2 separate regions of the Mus musculus genome follow, and region 1 is linked to region 2. The links are chromatin loops, found by intact Hi-C in ENCODE. Cell type or tissue: left cerebral cortex. All regions are shown on one strand. Links, peaks and the distances in the headings refer to the core of each region. The heading gives the core; the rest is flanking DNA.

What was found. Hi-C counts contacts between places; a loop is a spot of excess contacts. Peaks named below come from ENCODE experiments on the same cell type or tissue, not always from the same donor. Only the 100,000 strongest peaks of a DNase experiment are listed, where the experiment ranks them.
Region 1: a loop joins it to region 2, with 3 times the contacts of the local background. A loop is called at or near these places in 22 of 42 quality-filtered maps.

What each region holds. Positions count from the first base shown.
Region 1 is chr5:131,164,746-131,167,658 of GRCm38, reverse strand. All of the region lies in intron 1 of Galnt17 (polypeptide N-acetylgalactosaminyltransferase 17), which reads left to right. Among named protein-coding and RNA genes, the nearest start is that of Gm40338, 82 kb to the right of the region's middle. In left cerebral cortex, for the core only: no CTCF peak of the experiment used is centred there; a DNase peak (open chromatin) is centred at 1,820.
Region 2 is chr5:131,417,469-131,420,381 of GRCm38, reverse strand. No RefSeq gene overlaps it. Among named protein-coding and RNA genes, the nearest start is that of Gm29681, 4.2 kb to the right of the region's middle. In left cerebral cortex, for the core only: a CTCF peak has its summit at 1,254 (motif pointing right); no DNase peak of the experiment used is centred there.

The DNA of each region.
Region 1 (2,913 bases), core at 282-2,781, 250 kb after region 2:
ATTACATGTTCTCCATCCATCTGCTCCAAAGCAAGGCCTGATGGCTGCCAAGCTCGTCCTCTCGTCATTAGAAATATTCATTTCACCCACACACTTGGTGCATTGGCAGCCGGAACAAGCCAGAGGCATACGTTAATCACTTGCACACACAGGGTGAGGCAGGAGGGGGCATGTTTGTGCCAGCGTTTGCTTGGCAATGAGAGTGAAACTTGGGCCCTTTTGGTCTTCTTCATCACAGTCAAGTGAAATCTGAATGCATATTTTCTTCCTTTTCTTTTTCTTTTTTTTTGTTTTGTTTGTCTACATTTTTAAAATTAGCACTCACAATGAATTTTCTTATAACGTCTCCTGTTATATTTATTATATTCTGTGAGGATAGTCTCTCTCTCTCTCTCTCTCACATACACACACACACACACACACACAAACACACACAGAGCTCTATCTTCTTTCTCCCTCTTCTACTCCAATAGTCTCCTTCCTTTCCTCTAAATAATTCCCCTCTTGCTTTCATAACTTGTGTGTGTGTGTGTGTGTGTGTGTGTGTGTGTGTTTAAAACTTAGATTCTGTATATGAATGAATACAGCAGGTTTTGTCTGAGTCTAGTTTATTTCACTTAATGTAAAGGTCTTCAGTTCCTTCTATTTCCTTGCCAGGGACAAATTTTCATTCCTTTTCATGGCTGAATGAAACTCCTCTGTGTGTGCACACATACTGCATGTCTTTATACATCCATCCATTGATGGACACCAAGTCTGGTTCCCTATCTTGGTGACTGTAAATGATTCTGCAGAAATCTACATGAGCATAGAGGCTTCTGTGTGGTACACTGACTTAACCCTCGGGAGTGGCATAGCTGGGTTACAGGGTAGCTTTACTTAGGGTTTTGATTCCCACAGTAGTTTTACTCTGTCCATATCACAAGAGTAAGGTTATTTCCACCAACATTTTAACAGTGCATTTTCTTTGTTTCTTATTCCTTCGTTCCTTCCTTCCTTCCTTGCTTGTTTTTTTTCCTTCCCTCCTTCCTTTTCCCCTCCCTCCTTTCCTTCCTTCCTTAAGACAGTGTCTTACTTTCTATATAGTCCTGTCTGTCCTGGAACTCATTTTGTAGAACAGGCTAGTCTTGAACTTACAATGATCTGCCTACTGTTGTCTCCTGAGTGCTGGGATTAAAGGCACGTTCCACCCTGCCCTTCAAGAGTGCATTCAATTTAAATTTTTATGTATATGGGTGCTTTGACTGCATGTATTTCCACGTGCCTCAGAGACCAGAAGAACATGTCAGATCACATGGGACTCGAGTTACAGATGATTTTGAGTCACCCTGTAAGTGCTGGAATTGAACCCAGGTCTTCTAGAGGACCAGCCAGTGCTCTTAATCTTTGAGCCATCTTAACAATCTCAAGAGTGCATTTTTTAAAACAGACTGGGTTGTTGGCAAGTGAAGAAACCCAGGTTCTAGATGCAGGCTAAATAGCTTCAGTGACTTGAGCACATTCAGTCTCCTCATGGAACCTCGATGTCCCTACAGGCTGAATGAGGATAAAATGAAATAATCTTTGTCGAAAGATTCCAGGAAGTACAAAGTTCATAATACATGTAAGACATGCCATTTTGAATAAAATAGCAGTTTGGGAATTTATGGACGGTTTGTTCCAAAGGTACTTGGAGCACATCGCAGTGATTCATCACTCCTGGAACTGAAAAGGCTGCGTGAACAGCTCAGCTAATGGACACAAATGCACTTCTAGTGTTCCGAGCTGCAGGGGATGCACCACCAGGGAACCTATTATTCATTGTGCTGTCTCCTAGGCCACAATCCAACAGTACATAGCCGTGTGTTACCAACTGAGGTTTGCACCCTCCTGCCCCCAAATTCCGTGGTGAAGCCCCAACCATCAGTGGGACAGTATTGTGTGACTATTTTCTGAGATGTGAATAGGCGTCTATTCATCCCAGAGAGGCATTGATGATGAATCAAAGAAACAAGCCAAATCAACAATAGCTCAGTGAATCGTGAGTTTTTCAGGGTTGCTTACAAGAGTGTGAATATGGTGACGCACTTGTATCACTCCAAACCCCAAGTCCTCCCCAAGCATGGGTGACAACTCATGGGAGCTCTGTCCCTGTGCACGCAGCAGGCAGCTTAGTGGCCAGAGGGTCTTCTCTTCCCTGCAGTTGTTACTGTTTTAATAGCTTTGGGGAGGGAGTGCTGTTAAGTTTAGGGAACTTCCTGAGATCTGTGATGTTAGCAATTTCCTCTGAGATTAAAACCTGCCTACTTGGAGTTCCTTCCTTAATAAACTGTGCTTTGGCAGGAAGGAGAAACAACGGGGTACCCTAAGGGACATGGGGAGGAACTCTTTAAGCTTAGGAAGTAAATAAAGCAAAATGCCTTCAGGAAGTCCTTGAAACTGACTAGATTTGAAAGCTCTCCCTTCCCCCAGCTCCTGTAGGTAAGCAGTAAGGACCACTAAGAGACATTGTCATGTACGCCCAGCTGCCTGGAAGACACAGAGACCAGGCGAATTGCCTAGCACAGTGGTTCTCAACTTCCCTAAAGCTGCTTCTACCCTTTCCACAGTTTCTCATGTTGTGGTGACACCCCCCTCCCCCCCAGCTGTAACATTATTTTTTGTTGCTACTTCCTAGCTGTGATTTTGCTAATGTTATGAATCATAATGCAAATATCTGTGTTTTCCCATGGTCTTAGGTGACCCCTGTAAAAGGGTTGTTCACCCCTAAAGGGATTATAAACCATAGGTCGAGGAATGCTGGCCTAGAAAACAAAACAAAAAAAAAACAAAAAAACAAAAAGTAGACCAGCTAAGGTGCCTGGAAAAGATGCTCTCCTACATGCTGTGTGGGCCTTCAGGTCCAGCTTTTGTGAGTTATCACTCATGCTTGGG
Region 2 (2,913 bases), core at 99-2,598:
CTCACGTGCATGAACACCTGCCAAGGAGGGGTTCTACTGGCTCTGCCTCCTGTCTCCCCATAGGAGGACTGGGCTTATGGGTATTGGAGCCACAACATCCAGTGGGTTGTGGAGCCTTGAACACAGGCTTTCATGGTTCTATGGCAATGCTTTACCTGTTGAGTCACCACCCTGGTCCTGCCTCTGCTTCTTGAGTGCTGGGGTAGCAGGCTTGTTCCACTATGTCTGACCTCTTTTCCGATATTAACCCAAATTTTTTTCTGTTGTTCTGTTGATACAGAGTTTTTCTGTGTAGCCCAGGCTGGCCTCAAACTCACAGCAATCCTTCTGCCTTAGGCTCCTAAGTGCTGGAATTACAAGCATGAGCTACCATGCTTAGTTTAAATATCTGTGCTGATAAATCAAAGCCATGGACAGAAAACCTTTCCCAAGTTCTAGGAATATCATTAAATCTGAGAGTAGGCTTGGAAATTCTTTGACAAAGAATGTACAAAGTCTGGGGGTCTCCCACCTCTTATGTTTTATCTGAGGGAACAGGGAAATGAATTGCATCCAGCTGTGGGGGGCTTTCCCACCCCATGTTTTGTTTGGGAATATAAATTACCTGATCAATTAGCCTATTTATCCATCCCCCCTCCATTAATCCCTAATCAATTCCTCAGAACTCAGAAAAAGCACATATTCAATTTCCTTTTCCCTCCAGCTCCCGACAGCCATCATAATTTGGAGGCGATTTTGTCCCGTTATAAAAGGCACACACAAAAGAATTCAATCATTTTTCTGCCTGATAAATCTCTGCTCTCCTCGAGGACATAAATGCTGCTTGCCATCCAAGCCACACTCCTCCGGTGTCTGCCTCTTCCCTCAGTAGGATGTAGAGGGCTCAGGCGTTCCAGCTTCTAGTCTGGGCGTCTGGGAGGATGGAGAGGAGATTGAAAGAGAAAAAGAAAAAAAAAAAAGATCTATGGCAGAGTAGGGATGTGTGCAGTTGGCAAAGTTGCTTAGAATGCAGGAGGCTGGAGTTCAATCCCTGTAGGTACATTCACGTGTTCGCACACACATGCACACGCACACGCACATGCACAAGTGTGTGCACACACAAACAGGAGTTGATTTTGACTCTTTAAAGAGATTTATTTTCAATGGTGTGTGTGTGTATGTGAGCATGTGTGTGTGCATGCATGTGTACAAATGTACACACATGCACATATTAATGCAGAGCCTGTGGCGACCAGAAGAGGGTGTCAGTTTCCTTGAAGATGGTGTCACAGACAGTTATGAGCTACCCAGTATAGACACTGAGAACCAAACCCAGTTTCTTTGCAGGAACAATATGTGCTCTTAGCCACTGAGCTGTTTCTTCAGCCAAGAGAATCAGAGGGAGGAAGGGAGGAAGGGAGGAAGGGAGGAAGGGAGGAAGGGAGGAAGGGAGGAAGGGAGGAAGGGAGAGAGTTGGAGAAGGAGAGAGAGAGAGAGAGAGAGAGAGAGAGAGAGAGAGAGAGAGAGAGAGAGAGAGAGTTTTCATCAGTGTGCCTTGGGAAGAGAAAGCCATAAAGGGTCCAGGGACTCCGAGCCCATCTTCGGGTTCTGACATGAGCTTTACCCTTATGTAGAGGAAGAATTGGGGTAGGAGCAAGACATATGCTCACTCAAGCAGTCGTGTGTGTGTGTGTGTGTGTGTGTGTGTGTGTGTGTGTGTGCATGTGCGTGTAAATAAATTGTGTAAATGTGTGCATGGGGGTATTGAGGTAAGAGGCCAACCTTGGCTATCATCCCTAAAATGCCATATACCTTTTATTAAAAACAGGGTATCTTGTTGGTCCAGAGTCCATATGTGTGTGTATGTGTGTGTGTGTTGTATGTACATGTATGGTATAGAGGTGTGAAGCCAACTTTTCCTATCATTCCTAAGGTGTTGTTCATCTTTTTTATTTTTTGGACAGGGTCCAGAGCTCACAGAGTAGGCTAAGCTGACTGACCAGCAAGACCTAGAGTCCCTTTGGATTCTGCTTCTCCAGGATAGAGATAACTACGCCCAGGTTTTATGTAGATTCTGGGTACTAAACTCAGGTCGTCAGGCTTGTCTTATAAGCACTTCACCATAACCTGAGCCCCTAAGGCACATCTTTGTAAACCGAGGCATCCTGGCCAGCCTCCTCTCTCTGGTTTGGTCCATTGGTACAGAGAGATGGAGTTTATGTCTAGGAACTTTCATGCTGGCTGCCGAGAAGAACACTTAATCTCTGGCCGTGCTCTCAGGGCCACCTTTAGGTGTGAGGCCATTGCATATCCTTGCCAGGATGTAATGCTTGCTTACAGCCACCTTGATGACTTCTGGCTTTGCCTCAAGCCCCCACTGAGGCTGGGGCCAGTTGGGGATTTCTGATTCCAGTCTCTGCCTTGGGAGTAAAGAGGGAACATTTCCAGCTGGGGTTTAAAGGTATCAATTCCCAAATGGAGCTTGGCTCTCCTGCTATTTAAAAATCCTATTTGGTAAGCACTTCACAGAGCAATAGCTCTGAAAGAGAGAGAGATTACTTTCCCATTAGCCTGGCTTAGAAGAATGCATTGTTATTCAAAAGGAATTTAGGTGCAATGTGGCTTTCACAGTTTAGAGAGCCAGTCTTCTGGAAGCTGGGGCTCCCCAATGAATAGAGACCTCCAAATCTGGTGAATGTTGGTTTAGATTTCATAACAATTCCCAAGTCTCCTGGGCAGCTGGGCAAGCAGGGATGAGTGTATAGCACTTCCGGGAGATGTTCTACTCCTAGCCTGACTCCTAACCTGGCTCCTGTCCATCTCTCCCTTCTAGGACCACTCAGCGTTGTCTGGACCACTCAGCGCTGCTTACAGCTTCTAAAGAAGGCCCAGACAGCCTGCATCATCCCTGCCACTGGACCAAATAGTTCCCTG